Regions from separate parts of the Mus musculus genome. Here region 1 is linked to region 2. Evidence: chromatin contacts called from ENCODE Hi-C data. All regions are on one chromosome and are shown on one strand. Each heading gives the region's core, a stretch centred on a gene start or an enhancer-like site at or near the end of the contact. The rest is flanking DNA. Distances are from core to core; before and after follow the strand shown. Region 1 holds the start of Tfap2a (transcription factor AP-2, alpha). Region 2 holds the start of Nrn1 (neuritin 1).

Region 1 (3,475 bases), core at 203-2,702, 4.0 Mb before region 2:
CAGATAAAAATATTTTTTAAAGTGCTAGTGGGAAAACTCAGCCAGAGAAATCCCTCTATATCAGAGTGTCACATTAAAGTCTTTAGTGTTTTTTTTTTTTTAATATCTTACTTTAGAATAATTGCAGTAAGGGAGGAAGGGTCCCGGTGGAGTGAGTAAGCCCCTGGGCGGAGTCAGGAGTGGCCAACTTGGGGAAGGGGTGTCTCCTGCCTTCAGGTTCTTCACCAGCCGGCCATTGCGCCGCCAAAACGCCGGCGTTAGTAACATCAAGTCATAAAGGGTCGCGTCCTTCTTTAATTAAAAAGGAGAATCTTGGGAAAACTGGAGCCGATTTGCACAGGAAGAGTTGGTTCCTAATGTTTTATTTTGATGCATGTACGACACCGCATGGAGAGTCGCAGGAGCTCATGGGTCTGCGGTTTGGCTCACTCCAGAAGGGGTTGTGCATCCCCATCCGAATTCTGTGTTGTTGTCCACGTTGCACCTGGGAAACCTTACAGTCCAAACGCCCGGATGAATAGTCAGTCCGATTCAGCTTCATACAAACCGGAGGAAAATCATTTAACCCCCGGATCTGTCGAGTAACCTCTTCAGGGTACAACTTTTATTTTACACGTAGCAATTAAGAGATCGCAAACCCCAACCGAGCCACCGGAGCCGGCTGGCAGAATCTCCAACCTGGGGGGAGGGGGGAGCGCAAAGCTAATAAAACTCCCAGGGCGCTGCAGCCCGAGGGGGTAACAGCCGTGAGCGGAGGCGATCTCTAGTTGGGCAAAATTCTTGGAGTGACTTTGCTGGTCCTGGTTTGGTGGCTACGGTTCATTGCGAAAGGGATAATGATTTCTAATAAAATCGGACGGGGACGAAAGGCAGATAGTGGCGGTTGTAGTAAGAGTGGGAGGTGGGGTACTAAAAGTTGGTCCCTAGGCGCCGCCGCTGGTACCCTGCGTAGTACAGAGCTTTATCCAAAGCATCTTTGGCTAGCAGGACCCGAAGACAGGCGAAGGGGAAAGAGATGAAATTGGGGATAGGGGACGCTCGAACAGGGAGGGTGCTGGAGCTCTAGGAAGAGTTGTTGGGCTTGCAGGCTGGCATGCAGGCAAGTGCTCTAGGAGCAAGTTAGCGGCTAGAAGAGGCCTTTATACCTGGGTCGGAGCGGCCGGCGGCAGATTGTGGTCCTGGCGAGCAATTGGACTATTGTTGATATGCTAATGAGGCGATTAGGCTGTTCGCGAGGAGCAGGAAAAGGGAAAAGTTTCTACCATTAGAGGGAGATCTCCGAGCGCACACGGGAGCTCTCTAACCCTTCTCTCCTCCTCCCTCCTCGCCCTTCTCCTGGCCCTCCTCCTCCTCTACCTCCACCTCCTCCTCCCCCTTCCTACCCTTCTCCTCCTCCTCGCCCTCCTCTCCTCCTCCCCCCCTCCTCCTCTTTTGCTCACCGCCCGCAGCCCGCACTTTGCGCTAACCCAGAGAGTAGCTCCGCTGGGGTGCGAGGCGCAGAGGGGCAAATCCGATCACGCCGATCCATGAAAATGCTTTGGAAACTGACGGATAATATCAAGTACGAAGACTGCGAGGTAAGCGCGGCGCCGACTCAGTCATCCTTGCGGCCACAGGCTTGGAGATCGACCCTCCCTCTCCTCCTCCTCCTTCTCTCCACGCGAAATGCGAGTGGGACAAACTTAACACCCGCGCAGCTCCCACCCCTCCATGTCGCCCGAATAGCACAGGGGAGACGCTGGAGATAGTGGACATGGATCTCGGTTCTTTCACTTTTGTCTTTCGAAGCTCGTGTTCCACTCTTTCCCCTTTTCTCCTGGTTACTTTTGGTTCTGCCTGAGAGTGGAAGGAAGAGAAGAGCTTGGATTTAAAAAAAAAAAAAAAAAAAAAAAAGCTGGCAACTGGGCACGTGCCTGTGCACTCTGGTGTGTTTGAGCGAGATCCTGGGGGTGCCTACAGTAGCAGGAAGAAAATAAAACCATGTCCCCCCTTTCACTCCCTCCCTGACATTAATACCCCCTTTTTCATTCATTCTTTTCTTTCTCCCTAAAGACGTTCCCTTCTTGCATTTGGAGAAGGGCGCACACACTTCGCCCTGACCTGTAAAGCACGTTCGGCTTGGGAGCCCACACGTCAGCCCTTGGTGTCACTCTTTAGCTGCTATAGTCCTTGAAGTTCTAAGGAGTTTCTCCCGCCGAGCTTCGGGGTGGACACACCCCGTGGTGGTGGTTGGGTGTGGGTGCGTTACCGGCCTCTGGGAGTCGGGGACGGGGGAGGGATCCCCCTTCTACCTGCCAGTGCTTAGCGGCGGGACCCTGAAAATCCTGGGGCGACAGCCGATCGTCTCCAGTTGCCGATAGTCCGCTGGGATCAGAGAGAGGGCCGTCCCTTGGGAACCCATTTTAAAACCCAGAGCCTCAGAGCATAACTTTTGGGACAGTCAGGGAGGCATGAAAAAAGAACCAACGGCTTGTGCGGGGGGTGGGGGAGGGATGGCCTCAGCCTGTTGTGTGTGTGTGGGTTTTTTTTTTTTCATACCCCACTGAAAGGGGCTGATCAGCGAGTGGTGTGACGGAGGGGTGGGAAGCCCGTGATTATCCAAATCTGTAGTAGCCTTGACTTTCGCTGTTCTCTCTTTCTTTCTTTCTTTCTTTCTGTCTGTCTGTCTGTCTGTCTGTCTGTCTGTCTGTCTTTCTTTCTTCCCCCCCCCCCCCTTTCGGCATTTGGAGCTAGGGGTTCCGGCTAAAACGTCTGCTCGCGGGCGCGCAGAGGCAAAAATTCTGACTTCACTCGAAATTAGAAACTGGGTTTACGTGAGGGAAGTGTCACCCGCTCCCTCCCCCTTTTCTTTTAAAATGCTGGGTTTTTTCGCCTTTCTCCTCTCCGTCTTTCCCTTTATCCCTCTCCACTCCCAACCTGGGACACCAGGTGACAGGCATCCCTACCAATATCCCTGCTTCTCTGGGGACTCCTGTGGTGCGCCGAGAGGGGCCCAGGAACCCCATGTAGGACCAGACAGCTTTGTTTTCTAGACTAAGGGTGACTTTTGCCGGCAGGGCTAGGTTCTACTGTGACTCTTTAAGAGCAGTTTTTCCCCCTTAGGGATCTGGGCTCCCTTCTCTAGCTGATGGTTTTTTCACTTTCTTGGAACCCCGAAATCAGTTCGGGGTACAAGCGCCCTGAGTGGAAGCGTTAAGAATCTTAGTGTGGCTCAACACACCAAAGGAAACTCGAGGGTAGGGCGCGAGATGAACTTGAACCCCCCAGAGGGACTCTGAAGGCGCATGAGAGAGGGGTTGGAGAGGGGTGTGATGAGACCGGGATGGGAGAGAAGAAGAAGAAAAAAAAAAAGTCTGGGCAATCTCAACAACTTTGGTATCAGCGGGATAGCCAGCTCTGGAGCGGAGATTTCGGGTTCCCGAGCGGGCTTAGAGTTGTCTGATTTGGCTGAGACTCTGCAGGGACACGCAAGAGG
Region 2 (3,560 bases), core at 487-2,986:
GCGCCCCCGCTACCCCGCCCACCCACCACTGACATCACCAGGGGCAGGGACGTGGCTCCGCCCCTACAGCCGTGGCAGCTTGCCCTGGTTCTGCAGTTCTGCAGGGCTGCAAGCTTGGGTCCCCTCGGTGCGCGCTTTTCAGCTTCTAGTTGCCTCAAGACCCTCGCGGTCCTACTCAGTCCCTCCACCGCCCGTCACCTGACCCCAGTTTTGCACCCTTTTCTCCCTTTCTCCGTCTGTGTGCACAGATGGCTGACTGTGTGGGCTCCCAGTGCAGGGGCTTCGAAAGGCAAATTAAACGGAAGCCCGGTCTCCCTAATCCCCTTTCATTTCTGCCACTAACCTAGCCTTACGCGGTCGCCCTGCAGTCTTATAAAATATGAAGGCTCTTTTATTTTTCTCCTTTCGCATATCTCTTCATTGGCTCAAGTAATACAGTTAGCCAATGCGGCCATCAACATTTGATTAAAGACGCTAGAATTCAGACTGGGAAAGAGGGTGTGGTGCATTGCAGAAAAGGAGAAAAAAAATCAAAACTTAATTTCATTTAAGAAGTAGCCCTGATTATTTTTCCATCTTACACGATCCACTACAGGACCTTGCACGAACGCAGCTGAAGAGATATTTCTTTACTGCAGTCAGTGCTGGATCATCAAAAAATAAAATAAAGAGCGCAGGTGTGTGTGGGTCTGGGTGTGTACGTGATGGACGTGGGTGCGTGTATCAACATGTCAGTGTGACCCTACAGATGACTTCAGGAGGCCCCAGAAAGGAGTTGTACACCAGAGCTTGCCTTGGAAATTTCCTAAAGCGCGAAGAGTTTGTAAACCACAAGAAACCGAAATTTACCCTAGCCTAGGCTTCTTGCCCGACAGCCTTTCCAACCCCCTAAAATAGGTGTCTCTATGCCTGGTATAGATGCCCCTCGGTGGGTGAGCGTCGCGAATAGTGACATTCACAAGAGGGCACGCAGAGTCTATTTCTGGGGGCCCCCATGCGAGCCGAACGAACCCCCGGGGCCTGGGTGTGTACGCGCGCTCGCGTGCGGAGTGTGCGGGCGAGCTCGGGGGCGCTCCCGGGCGTGCGCTTTTGTGAGTGTGTGCGTGTGCTGGGGGGCCGGGTTATGTGCTCACGCGCTCTAGGCTGCGCCTAGAGCTCAACTGTGGGGCTGGAGAGAAAACTAGGGTAGGCAAGTGAGGGGGTCTGCACCCCACTGAGGGCGAGAGAAGGGTGATTCGGACCGGAGGAGTCTCTCCCCTCTGTCCTCCCTGGGCCCAAAGCTCCCCAAACCTCTCTGCAGGGTTGGAAGTGTCTGGGTTCGTTGTGGCGCCAGTGAAGGAGGGAGCAGGTTGAACAATCGAGTGGGCGCACCAGGACTCCCCGTCTCCGGGGCGGGGAGAGGAGAGGGAGCCCCGATTCTGCGCAGGGAGGGGGCGGGGCTGGGGGCCCCTGGAACGAGGAGGCGGGGGTGGCCACTGGGATGAAAATCAGTCACTACAGAGAGGCGAGATTTCGTTGAGATCGCACATTAATTGGAGATATCTGATTAATTCCAGAGTCTTATGACTATAAATGGTGATTCTCTACCAAGGTGTCTATATTATAAAAAAAAAAAAAAATCAATCCGTGTCATCCCCCACGTCAGGCCTGCTCGTGGGCGTGAGGCTGTACTTCCTCCGCCCCCTCCTAATGGAGTGAACCATTCCCAGCTCTCCCCCCCCCCCCCCAGCCTCTCACTCTCTCACTCTCTTTCTGTCTCTTCCTCGCTCCCTCTCTTTCTCTCCTCCCTCTGCCTTCCCAGTGCATAAAGTCTCTGTCGCTCCCGGAACTTGTTGGCAATGCCTATTTTTCAGCTTTCCCCCGCGTTCTCTAAACTAACTATTTAAAGGTCTGCGGTCGCAAATGGTTTGACTAAACGTAGGATGGGACTTAAGTTGAACGGCAGATATATTTCACTGATCCTCGCGGTGCAAATAGGTAAGTGGCCGCCCGGTACGGCTTGGTAGGCGACCGGAGATTGCCTACCCCAGAGGCGCCTAAGGGGACTTGCTGGCCAGGGTCTGCCGCTGGTTGCAGAAAACCCTGCAGACTCCCTGAGTCGGGGCATTAGCTCTTGGGGACTCTGGAAGGAGTTCTGGTTTGGTTTTCCTAAAGAAAGTGATTTCTTTTGCAGGGAAGTGTGTGTGTGTGACCGGCTGTTTTCCAAGGGGGGTTCTCCCTTTTCTCCAAAGCGCACATCCATTTTTTTCCTCCCTCTTTGGGGTTAAAACAGGATCTGAGCGCTCGTAGCATTTGTCCCCTGTTATACTGCAAGATACTATCTTGAGGGGTCAAAAGGTAAAGGGAGGAATAAGATGCCTAGGTAGCTAGGGCTGAAAAGTTTATATGCAGAAAGCAAAGATATTCTAAGGCTGCCCTCAAACTGCAGCATTTAGAACTTTGTCCTTCCTCCGCCCCTCCCCCTAGATCTTAGCTGCAGCGTTTGCTCCGGGCACCGCAGACTACTCCGAGAAGGATAAATCAACCAAATATTCACTGATATACTTTTTCAGGGTCATGTGTGTCTGTGATTTTTGGCAGATTAGCATCTCTATTATTTTTATACAGGAAAGTGGTTTAACGTGTTCGCATTTTGTCTTTTCGTGGGTTTGTAATTTTTGTTTGTGGCGGTTTATTGGATGGATTTATTTAGCCCCCCCCCCCATTTCATGTTAAGGAATGTGAGTCTCAGCTACACTGTTGGGAGGCTTTTTTAAAGTTTATATTTTTCCATCCAAAATGCAAATGTTTTAAGTACTAGTGAATCCGCTTATGTGATACTGGATGGAAACATTAATTAATGTAACTGAAAAGGGAAATTAAAGCAGCTTATTAATAGAATGGACAAAAGGAAAAAAATAGAAAGTCTCCCAGTGGTTATTCTGCAGATGGAGAAAACTGTTCGTGCCAGGCTGGAGCGTTCTTTACAGACAAATCCTTGCAGCATTTCAGGGGTGCGTCAGGGAATTTGTGTGGGACAAGAGAAGAAATACTTAACATTTTTTCTTCATAAGAAATATAGAGAAATTGGGGCTTTCGGAGCATTAAAACTGATTCTTTCTATGGGGTCCATATGCATTTGCCATATTCTTGAGAATTTGTTTGGGGGATTTTTTTGGTTGTTTATTTGTTTATTGTTTTGCAGAAACTGGGATTTTTGCAAAGCAAGGAGCATGCACCGGGATGTTGCCTTTTCCTTTAATTTTAGGAGATGACTTAATGCTTTGCATCTGGTGGTTTTGTGCCTTTGACATTAGTTCAAAGAGCTGCAACCATCCTAGGACATAGATCCCAAGGGCAGCAAATGCTGTAAGTGTTAGAAATAAGTGAGTGTGGCATTTTGCAGTTAGACGACTAATGTTCATAGATTAAGAAACAGCTAATGTTTTAAGATAGGGACTTCACCTGGAGGATGTTTGGGGACTCTGTTTTCCTAGTAGATGAGAATAGAAATAATGAAACAGTAATTTCAGGAGAGATGCATTTGATGAACCTCAGCCTGAAGATGACCAAAATTTTCA

Evidence for each region. A loop is a pair of places that touch in the nucleus more often than their neighbours do.
Region 1: a loop to region 2 is called in a map of heart, with 6 times the contacts of the local background. The contact joins the promoter of Tfap2a here to the promoter of Nrn1 in region 2. A Hi-C loop is called at or near these places in 5 of 37 maps with a recorded cell type or tissue (ES-E14, heart and left cerebral cortex).

Annotation. Positions count from the first base shown.
Region 1 is chr13:40,731,772-40,735,246 of GRCm38, reverse strand. Tfap2a (transcription factor AP-2, alpha) reads left to right here and starts at 1,452. Exons shown (of 7, transcript NM_011547.5): 1 at 1,452-1,577. The coding sequence starts at 1,527. It overlaps Gm26688 (predicted gene, 26688), which reads right to left. Exons shown (of 3, transcript NR_125899.1): 2 at 1,467-1,836; 3 at 85-1,225.
Region 2 is chr13:36,732,653-36,736,212 of GRCm38, reverse strand. Nrn1 (neuritin 1) reads left to right here and starts at 1,736. Exons shown (of 3, transcript NM_153529.2): 1 at 1,736-1,977. The coding sequence starts at 1,923.